2 separate regions of the Mus musculus genome follow, and region 1 is linked to region 2. The links are chromatin loops, found by intact Hi-C in ENCODE. Cell type or tissue: left cerebral cortex. All regions are shown on one strand. Links, peaks and the distances in the headings refer to the core of each region. The heading gives the core; the rest is flanking DNA.

What was found. Peaks named below come from ENCODE experiments on the same cell type or tissue, not always from the same donor. Only the 100,000 strongest peaks of a DNase experiment are listed, where the experiment ranks them.
Region 1: a loop joins it to region 2, with 4 times the contacts of the local background. A loop is called at or near these places in 6 of 42 quality-filtered maps.

The regions. Positions count from the first base shown.
Region 1 is chr14:54,711,171-54,716,549 of GRCm38, forward strand. It overlaps Cebpe (CCAAT/enhancer binding protein (C/EBP), epsilon), which reads right to left and starts at 1,004. Exons shown (of 2, transcript NM_207131.1): 1 at 279-1,004. The coding sequence starts at 788. In left cerebral cortex, for the core only: CTCF peaks have their summits at 3,094 (motif pointing right) and 3,303; DNase peaks (open chromatin) are centred at 1,879, 3,125 and 3,800; H3K4me3 peaks cover 1,016 bases; H3K27ac peaks cover 859 bases.
Region 2 is chr14:55,012,010-55,017,388 of GRCm38, forward strand. It overlaps Ngdn (neuroguidin, EIF4E binding protein), which reads left to right and starts at 3,445. Exons shown (of 11, transcript NM_026890.2): 1 at 3,445-3,579; 2 at 4,160-4,219; 3 at 5,057-5,128. The coding sequence starts at 3,568. In left cerebral cortex, for the core only: a CTCF peak has its summit at 3,148; DNase peaks (open chromatin) are centred at 2,769 and 3,292; H3K4me3 peaks cover 1,660 bases; H3K27ac peaks cover 1,241 bases.

The DNA of each region.
Region 1 (5,379 bases), core at 138-5,137, 300 kb before region 2:
AAAGCAGGCAGCAGAGAAGCAAGAGGTATAGTGCACAGCAGGAAACCTGGTCCTGCCTGAGATCAGGGCAGAGCAGCTATTACAAGTGTCTTCAGGACACAGCCGAGTTCTAAGAAATAAATTCACAGAGTTGGGAAACAGGACCTTGGGGTAGGGCATGTTCACAGAGGAGCACCAAACATAGACTTGTTAGGGAAGCCCAGTAGTCAGAATTCCCTCAACCACCCACCTTGCTCCACCCTGGGGGGAAGAAGCGGGGAGAGCTACCTTGGTCTTACCTTGAGGACACGCAAGGGCTGGCCAGGTGCTGCCAGGGTCGGGGGGAGGTGCACGGCTGTCTGCCCGCAGTGTGCCACTTGGTACTGCAGGGGATTGTAGCTGCCTCGACTGGTGCCTCGGTTGCCCTCTGGCCCACGAGGCTCCTCCTTCACCGCCACAGCCCTGGGGTCGTAGCTCCCTGGGTTGCTGTAGATGCCAGGCCCCAAAGCCTTCCTATCTGGGCCAAATGTGTGTGAGGGATAGGCGAATGGCCGAGGGTCAGCCGGCAGGTAGTGAGGAAACGAGGGGGCTCCTGGGCCCTTAAGGCTTCGGGCTTCAGGCGTTGGCTTCATGGCAAAGAGGTCAGAAAGTAGCTGTTCTTCCCCAGACTCGATGTAGGCGGAGAGGTCGATGGAGGCCTCATGCTCACACATGTCCCCCAGCTCCCCGGGCCCAGCTCGACCCCCTGAGAACTCAAGTGGCTGCTGGCCACCCCGAGGCTCGCACTCATAGTAGGTCCCGTGGGACATGGCCGGCCCGCCCCCTTGGCTCCCCGCCCCTGGGTCCTGTGCTGGGGGCGCCCGCCCGTTGGGATGCTCAGCCTGCCCTTTCTTGGATCTCCCCCGGTCCTAGATTTGCCCTAGGTTTGCCCTCTCTGGTCTTCTCCGTCACCAACTCCTACGTGGCTTCTCTCCTCCTCTGCTTCCCTTTCCTTCTGTAGTCAGTACCTCTTCCTTTCTTCCCTTTTCCTCTCTCTCCTTGGGGTGACTAAGGGAGGGGCAGGGCACACCCCGGAGGGAGGGGTGCTTAGCAGTTAGGGCGCTCTTTGCGAAGGCCCCAGCCACAGTCCAGAAGTTGCTGTTTGAGAAAATGGCCCTTTTTGCCCTGCGAGTTCAAGGGATTCTAATCCCTTGCCCAGAGTAGCTTCTCTGAATATCTGTCTTCCTCCGATTTCCAAAGAGACCTGTGCAGAGTGAGGTGTCAAGCCAGAGCCAATAGACAAAGCATTCCCCCAGTGCCAACTTGGTCTAAACTCCTCCCTTGATGCATCTTCCTCCCTGTCCCGTCCCCCCCCCTCCCCGCCCCCACCCCCAAGTCCTGAACTCCACCTACCCCGGGGTAAGTCAGTTCCTTCTGTAGCCCCACCTCCCAAGACATTTTTCTCTGTGTAGACCATCATTGTTTGAAGGGTTTGGGAAGTAGTAGTAGATTCTAGGACCAAGCTACCCCTGGCCCTAGTACAGGGTATGCCCATTTGCTAGTTTTGAGACAGGGTCTCACGATGTAGCTCAGGCTGGCCTTGAACTCACAGAGTTCTGCCTGCCTTTGCCTCCAGAGGGCCCCTATTAAGGTTCTTCGGTTAGGTCTTTGCACAGGGCTTGTGTGCATGTCTCCAGATCTGGCTATGGCTAGCAGCCTGGCACAGTCCGGGGCTGCCAGGACATAGCTGAGGTTTCTGGTCAAGACATGGGTCCTGTACCTCAGGCCCAGGCAAGCTGCAGCCTCAGAACCAACAGAAAGGATCTGCTGGAGGTCCCAGTTGCTCCACCCTAAAAGCTGTTCTGGCTGACCCCACCCGCGCTGGCCTGAGGCTCTGCCTCCTATTTCCTGTGCCCTGAGCTGCATGCAGGCCCTTGTTTTCTGACCTGTGCGTGTCTCTCGGGTCCACTTCCTCTTGTAGGCTTGAGAAGTCTTCTCTCTTGTCCTCACCTCTTCCTGGGGCTGTTTCGGGGTCCGAAGGAGAAGCTGGTAGCTGCCTGCCCGCCCTTCTTGATCTTCTACTAACCCCCAAAGTTCATTTTTCTGTTTTGTTCGGAACTTCCTGCTCTCTCCAGTTTGGTTGTGGCCCTGCTTCAGACACGGTTCTGGATTTACTGACAAGAAAAGAACACAGAGACATGAGAAGTGTGTCACTTTTCAGTTGTTTGTTTTTTTTTAGGTTGAGCCTCCCTTTTAGCCTAGCCTGGCCTTGAACTCTCATCTTCCTGCTTCATTCTCCACGGAGCTGAGTTGATAGCTGTGCTACCATACCTTCCTGGCTCTTTTATTGCAAACAGATGTTCTAGGGGGAGGGACAGAATTTTTAAAATGAATTTATTTTCATTATTCTAAAGTATGTGAGTGTGTGTGTGTGTTGTGTGTGTGTGTGTTGTGTTGTGTGGTATGTGTGTGTGTGGTGTGGTGTGTGTGTGTTTGTGTGGTGTGTGTGGTGTGTGTGTGTGTGTGGTGTGTGTGGTGTGTGTGTGTGTGGTGTGTGTGTGTTTGTGTATGTGTGTGCACACTTCCAGGTACCCATGGAAGCCAGAGACATCAGATCTCCTGGAGCTGGAATTACAGGCAGTTGTGAGGCACCCAGTGTGAATGCCTGGAGTCAAACTCAGGTCCTCTGGAAGAGCAGTGAGTGCTCTGAACCCTTGAACTCTTTCTCCAGCCCTAAGAATAGAACAGTTTCTAAGCTGGGTATTCCAAGGATCGGGTAACTGTGAGGGGTTACAGTGGAGGTAAACTTTGATAGGATATGTATGTCATTGAACACTAAAATAAAACTGTAAATGTGACTTGTCCACAAGTTAGAGAAAGTACCCTTGATGAGTCCTCCATCCCATCCCCTCTAACTCCACAGTCCACCTCACGTGCTCTGAGCACAGCCTGAAGTATGTCCAAAATATGCTTCCCTCCAAAGCCCTGGCCAGGCAGGGGGAGAGCCAGCCGTATCATCGTATCATCGACGCAAAGCACCGGAAATACTGGGGCGATTTGTGCTCTTTGCTCTACAGGTCCCTTGTCAAATAGGTACCAAGGCTGGGAGATTTCAGTTTGGTGACCTGACGCTATTAGCCACTAGGTGGCAATATTGGTTCCCAAATTCTATACTTTCGAGTCCGCGATGGTTTTGAATCAGGTGGACATAGGGGGCATTCTTTCTCAACCCTGACAACCAGTCTTGACCGCTCTGTTCTGGGAAGCAGGAAAAAGAAGCATAGACAAGATTGGGGCTTTTCAGTCAGGTTGCCGGTAGTGTGGGAAGGCTAGGAGAATTGGTGCAGCGCCTGTTTCAAAGAGAAATTATGTCCCCTCTTTGACTGTGGAATAACGATAATGGAATCAGATAGTTGTGTCATCTGATAAAGTAAAGCTTTTTTCAATCGATGAAACACGCACTTTTTCATGCTGACCATTTTGTTGTGAGCTAAGGAGGGGAGGTAAAGCGGTATTTTTATCCTAATTTTATCGACACGGAAAATAAGGAGGAGAGGCTGAGCTGTACAGCTGCGCCAGGGGATGGATGTCTTATTAATTTGTGAAAGGGCTGCTGGCTTGTTCGGGGGGGGGGGGACAGAGGGTTGCAGTAGGTGTTGCTGTATGACTCAGGGATTCTCCTTCCGCCTATCTGGCTGCCTTGGGTAAGGGGAGAGTTACAGGGTAGCGCTCTCTTCCCCGCGGGAGGTGCAGAGATAAAGCCAGCAGGAAATGAGAAGGTCTGCAGCTGTGTCCCAGTGAAATAAGCGATGCAGGTGTCTGGACCGGCGGGGACTGGCGCTGCCTGCAGGCTGACATTAACGTTACCTAGTAACTGAGGCGTAAGAAGATAGGGTGTAGATAGGGAAGCAGGAGAAGGGGTTGGGAAAGGAGGAAGCAAGGTGGGAAGGCAAAGCCACCTAAAGAATGGGAGGTTCTTACTCAGGAAGGGAAGCCTTCCCTAGCCCAGCGGGACCAGTTTCCTGTTGCGACTGCAGTGGCTACCTGTTTGCATTAACTAAAACAATGGGTGTATATTATCTCAGTGGCTTGTGACAGGGTGCTATCCTGGACTGCCTCAGGATTCCCTGTAGGGCAGAAGCTAAGAATGACTGTGAAGTCTGAGGGGGAACTAGACTCAATCTAGTTCCTGTCACTAGCCAGCTCTCTGACCCTGGTCAAGCTACTTAATCGGACTGTAAAATGGCAGTAGTAATGGCTGTCTTATGAGGCTGTTTAAAGTTTGAAAACTATAGTGTATGTAAAGTGTAGGCTTATGTCTCCTTCACCCTGTTTCCAGACCTCTCCACTGCAGTTATTCCTGTCTCCAAAGCACACACTCCTGCTGCCTTGGAGGTTATATTGACAAGCATTTTAAAAATCTGGGTTTTAAATAACAGAAAACCCATGCGGGTGTGGTGGTGCATGCTTCTAATTCTAAGGCTGGAGAGGCAGAGGCAGCTGAATCTCCATGAGGCCAGCTTAGTTTACATAGCAAGTTTCAGACTAGTCAGGGCTACAAAGAGAAAAAACATCTTGAAAGCCAACCAACCTACCAACCTACCAACCAACCAACCAACCAACCAACCAACCAACCATCAAAAACCAAAAACCAAACAACAAATAAATTTGGATTTAATTTTTTTTGCATATTTATTTATGATTTTTTTTTTCTTTTTCGAGACAGGGTTTCTCTGTGTGTAGCCCTGGCCTCTCTCTCCTTAGTTGTTGATCTATATATTCCTAATACGTGAATACAACCTATTTAGTCTGTATAATGTTACTTAAATGTATGTATTTTCAGGGCTGACCATTTGGCATCAAAAAACCAGTTGGTGCACTTATCCCTGGGGAAGACTGTTTCTCCAGCTCTCAGTATTCCTTGGTTACCCGCAGTTCTTTGTCTAGGATTGAAGCTTTGAGAGCTTTCCCCCTCCCGTGTTAACAGGTCTGCTGGGTTCATCCTTGTTCAGGTCTTGTTTAGGCAATTGTGGTGGTCTGAATAGATTTGGCCCCTACAGAGTCATGTATTTCAGTGCTTGGCCATAGGGAGTGGCACTGTTAGGAGGTGTGGCCTTGTTGGAGAAAGTGTGTCACTGTGGGGGTGGGCTTTGAGGTCTCCTAAGTTCAAGCTCCACTCAGTGTGGAATCAGAGCTGCCTCCTGGCTGCCTAACAGATCCAGAAGTAGAACTCTCCACTCCTCCAGCACCATGTCTGCCTGCACTCTGCCATGTTTCCCATCATGATGATAATGGACTGAACCTCTGAAACTGTAAGCCAGCCCCAACTAAATGTTTGCCTTTGTCATGGTGTCTCTTCACAGCGATAAAACCCTAAGACAACATCCATTTTGGTGAGACTTCGTGGGTACATCCCCCTCC
Region 2 (5,379 bases), core at 88-5,087:
CACTTTCACATCACAATCCATTGCTGGAGAAGTCAGGACAGGAACTCACACAGGGCAGGAACCTGGAGGCAGGAATTCATACAGAGATCATGGAGGATGCTGCTTACTGGCTTGCTCCTCATAGCATACTCAACCTGTTTTCTTACAGAACCCAGGACCACCAGCCCAAGGATGGCACCACCCACGATGGATGGGGCTCTCCCACATCAATCACTAATTAAGAGAATGCCCTGCAGCTGGATCTTATGGAGGCATTTTCTCAACTGAAGTTCCCTTCTTTCAGATGACTGTAGCCTGTGCTAAGTTGACATAATACTAGCCTGCACAGGGTAGAAAAATTGTAAGGGCCAGAGGACTGGGACATTTGCTAGAGGATAGTGCCTTCTCCACGACAGGTCACTGCACCCATGAAATCTTAACAATACGGTTGTCTAAACAAGGCCAGCACAATGACAACACTATTGCCATTTGCTGCTAAGAAAGGGAGAATCCAATTTTTCCAGGGATGTGCCCCGATTGGTTATGCAACCCGAGTGCCCATCCCTAAACACATAAGCTCTAGTTTGCTTCCTGTTGCTGTGATGCACAGCCTGACCAACAGCAACTCGGGGAAGAAATAGTTTATTTCATCTTACCACTCTAAGATCACACTGCATCACTGAGGGAAATTAGGACAGGAACCTGACAGCAGGAACTAGAACAGAAAATATGGAGGACTGATGCTGACCGGCTCCATCCATGGCTTGTTCATCTCATTTTCTTATATAAGCCAGGACCACTTGGTAAATGCCACATCTATCATTATTCAGACTTGTGTACAGGCCGATCTTATGAAGGCATTTTCTCAATTGAGGTTCCCTCTTTCCAGGTAACCCTATGTGTCACATCGACAAAAAAACGAACCAGCACAATATATATCCCTAAACACATAAGCAACACTGAATAGACTCAGCACATTGCATTTATTTAGACAAATCTACTTATCTACCTGCCTGCATGTGTGTGTGTGTGTGTGTGTGTGTGTGTGTGTGTGTGTGTGTGTGTGAAACAAGAAGAAATCATGATGTTGAGATAGAGAGAGGCCACAGGAGCAGTTGGAGGAGGGAGAATAGGGGGTGAAATCATGTAAATATGTACTCATGAAACTTTCAAAAATGCTAAATGTTAATAATTAAAACTGCAATTAAATTTGTATTCCTAAAAAAGTTTTATCTTTGCTCAGTGTATACTTGTAAATGTGCTGAGTGCTCAGCAGCATCTGGAGCTGTTGAAAACAACAAAAGACAAAACAGACAAATTTAATGCTCTTGTGTTCTTGATTGCTGGCTGAATCTGAAATAACTTTAGAAAGATTTATTGCATTGTTAGCTCTCATATTTCTTGTAACATACAAGGTGATTGGTATTTTTAATTTTTTCCCCTTCTTCATTTTTTTTTAACTTTATCTACTATGGATTTGTATGAGGGTGTCAGATCCCCTGGAACTGGAGTTACAGACAGTTGTGAGCTGCCATGGGTGCTGGGAACTGAACTGAGGACCTCTGGAAGAGCAACCAGTGCTCTTAACAGCTGAGCCATCTCGCCAAGGTTATTGGTATTTTAATGATAAAAAAAAAATAAGGCAGTACCAGCAGTTAAGAGCACTGACTGCTCTTCCAGATGCCCTGAGTTCAATTCCCAGCAACCACGTGGTGGCTCACAACCATCTGTAATGGGACCTGATGCCCTCTTCTGGTGTGTCTGAAGGCAGTGACAGCGTACTCAATACATAAAATAAATAAATCTTTTCTTTAAAAGGAAGTATTATTTATTTTCTCAGATATTGTAATCGTTTGTCTATAACACATATGACAAACTTCAAGTTCCAAAAAATAGTGTTAAAACAGAAGTTTCACAAGAAAATCCTAATAAATACATGAAAAGTGCTGACAAGATGGCTCCAGGTCAAGGCGCTTGCCCACTAGGCTGACCAACTGAGTTCTATTTCCAGGACTCACATAGTGGAAGGAGATCCAACTCCCATTTGATCTTCACAAGCGTGCCGCACACATATAATAAATAAACTTTTTTTTTTAAAAGACAGAAAAATACCAAAACTCTTGTAGGTTCTTACAGTGCTCTGCGCCTCCCAATGAACCTTAAACAGCAAATAAATATCACAGGCAAACCCTCTGTCCCATTTTATGTAGTTCCCAAATAGGTAGAAACTAGAATGTTTCACCCAGAATTCAAGATAGAAAAAGGATTACTCTTTTTTGCTTAAAAAAAAAAAACAAAAAACAAAAAACAAAAAAACAATCACTTTTATGTATGCCTATGTCTGTATATAGGGAAGTCAGAAGGAACTAAAATTCCCCTGGGGCTGGAGTTAAAGGTAGTTGTGAGCTGTCTTGTCTGGGTGCTGGGAATGGAACGTTGGTCATCTGCAAGAATAATATGTGCTCTTGGCCACTGACTGAGCCATCGCTCCAGCCCCGTTTTCATTTTGTTTATTGAGATGGGATCTCACAATGTAGACCAGACTGGCTTGAAACTCATGGAGCTCTGCTTGTCTCTTGACTAAAGAGATCTGGGATTAAAGGCCAAAGCTACACTTTGGATTTCCCGGCTCAGGTCTGCTCTTCTGTTGCGCGAGGAAACTCCGAGCCAGGAGGACCTTTCTAGCGCTGTATTGTGTAATGCAGACGGAGAGTGGGAGTTATAACTCCCACCTAATCCTCCAGCCCGTGAGAGGCGAGGGAGTGGGCGTGTTGGAAGATACTGAGAAAAGATGACGGGGACAAAGGAAATATGCACAGCCAGGGTTTTAACCACGTTCTGCGGTGGACGAGTGGAGCAGTGAGAAAGGCACGCAGGTTGAGCCGGTTCCTCGCCTGTCGATTTTTCCCTCGAGAGGAATGCAGGGCGCAATGCGGCCTTTGCGCAGAGTCCTAGGCGTGCACGGGGAGGGTTGGCCGGTGATGCGGCCGACGGTTTCTGAACCTTGGGTTCCCGCTCCTCCATCCCAACCATCCAAATTACGGATGAAAAGGGCTCCACTGTTGTTCAAGGACAGTCACAGAACCAGGAAAGGCGCACTTGGAAGTCCTGGGGCCAATGGCGGCCCAGCAACCCTGCCGCATCAGAGAACGGACGGAAGCCGCCACCCTGCGGTCTGTTTTGGCACTACACGGAAAACGCCGTGGAAAGACTGTCTCTGCGGCATCTGGGAGCCAATGAGCTCTCGGGCTGCATAACTAATTTCTTTTTTCTACTGGTTGCACTAGCTGTCAATCAATAATCTGCACAATATTTATTGGAATTAGCATCCATCATTCTCTGTAAATCACGAATCACATGCTTCTGTCCCCGCCCACCTTTACGCCTTAAGAACGCCTCTGCGTTTGACACATTCAGGGAGTTTCTTTATTTCATTGGCTAGGTGAGGTCCCGCCTCTCCGATTAGCGGAAATGAAAGATCTCTTACTTCCATTGGCTGAAATTTGCAAACTGTGATTGTCTATCAAAACTATGAACTCACGCTAGCTCCTAGGAAGTTCGGGCCCGGAAAGGGTGGGCTTTGCGAAGATGGCGGCTCCGGTGAGTTCTGTCTCCTTGCTTCTTCCCGGAAAGGAAGGAATCTGTGAAAGTTTCCTTTCGCCTCCACGGATCGAGGCAAACCGTTGGCACCATGGATGATGAGAGTGATGAGAGTTGTCTCAGGGATGCGCTCACTCTGACACAGCGGTATCGTATGTCAGATGAGAGGGAGGGTCAGACGCTGCAGGTTGGCTGGTTCCGGACAGGAGGCTAACCCCAAATTACTCTTCAGAATGAGCTTTGTAGGGAGAGTCTCGTGACCATGGCGGGCGGTGACCCGGCCTTAAGGTGGGACAATGTTCCGAGCAGAGCTAGCGTCACATGTACAATGTGGCTGGGGCAAAGGCAGCCGTAAAGTTTGGCGATGAAATCTCCGGTCTTTTCCAGTAAATTGGGGGGGGTGTGGTGGGAGGAGACTGGCTGTGTGCCGAGGCTGCCTGCCCCTGTGCGGGGGGAAAACGACCCAAAAGTCGCGACTGTTTTGAAGGAAAGGAGGGAGTTTGATAGGCAGTACGTTCTGCAATCATCATCGCCTAAAGTAAGAAATTGATCACCTTTAACTGTCCCCTCCTATCTGTAGGAGGTGCTGGAGTCAGACGTGTCAAGTTCGATAACACTTTTGAAAAACCTCCAGGAGCAGGTGAGTATGTATGTCTTTTAGAATAAATCAGTCAGGGATTAACTTTGACTTCATAAGTCTCATCCACACACTTTGATGATTCGAATACTACAAAATTATCTTAGGTGTAAAATAAAAGCCTTATATGCGCTTCATGAAAGTTCAAAATAATTCATTCAGCTCCCAAAGAAATACAGAAAGCTGTTTTTCCCCCATTCACTTACTTATTTATTTATTTTATTTAGTCACTTTACATTCCGATTGCAGCCACCCCCCAGAAAACTTTTTTTAAGTTATACCCAAACTCCTTTATTTAAATAATAACTAAGAAAACAGATGTTGACAATCTGTCAAAATAGTGGCTATAAGTGCCACTTAATATGCATTTACATAGTAAGTTCTAGTGGTACAGATAAAATTACACTCCTTGGCCTGTTTATGGTGCACACCTTTAAACCCAGCACTTAGGAGGCAGAGGCAGGTGGATCTCTGTGAGTTCAAGGTCAGCTTGGAGTGTATAGTGAGTTCCAGAACAACCTGGGCTTCATAGACAAACCCTATCTCAAAAAACAAAAACAACCCCACAAACAACAAAAGTCACAGCCCTCATCGCCACTGTCGGGCTCCTCACCCCCTTCACTTGGTTTCTTAATGACCCCCTCCCTCATCTTTAGACAGCACCATGACGATGTTTTCTCTGCCTCTTGGAGAACTGTTGGAAACGCTCAGTTCAGTGGTGTTCAGCAACAGCGTTTCAGATCATTTTTTAGGCGGCATTATCTAGTATTTATCCTTCACTGTTCATAGACATTACTTGTGGTCGGGTGAGCTATTCGGGTTTAACTTGGCTAATTTCAGGTGATGGCTGTCACTGCACAAATCCAAGCACTGACGACAAAAGTTCGAGCTGGAACGTATTCTACAGAGAAGGTAAGGGCTCCTGCACAGGCTGGAGGGCCAGCTCCGTGGTTACGTCACCCGTCCAGGTGACGTAACCACTTGGATCCCAGCACTCGTGTCTACATGACCCACAATTCTAGCTCGGGCATCCCATACACATGTGCCGTGTGAATGTACATACACATAAATAACTGTAAATCTTAAGGGGGGGGTACTTGAAGAGGGAGGACCTCCTCATATGATGTGCTTGCTGGTTTGGTTTGGTTTTTACTGTAGGTTTG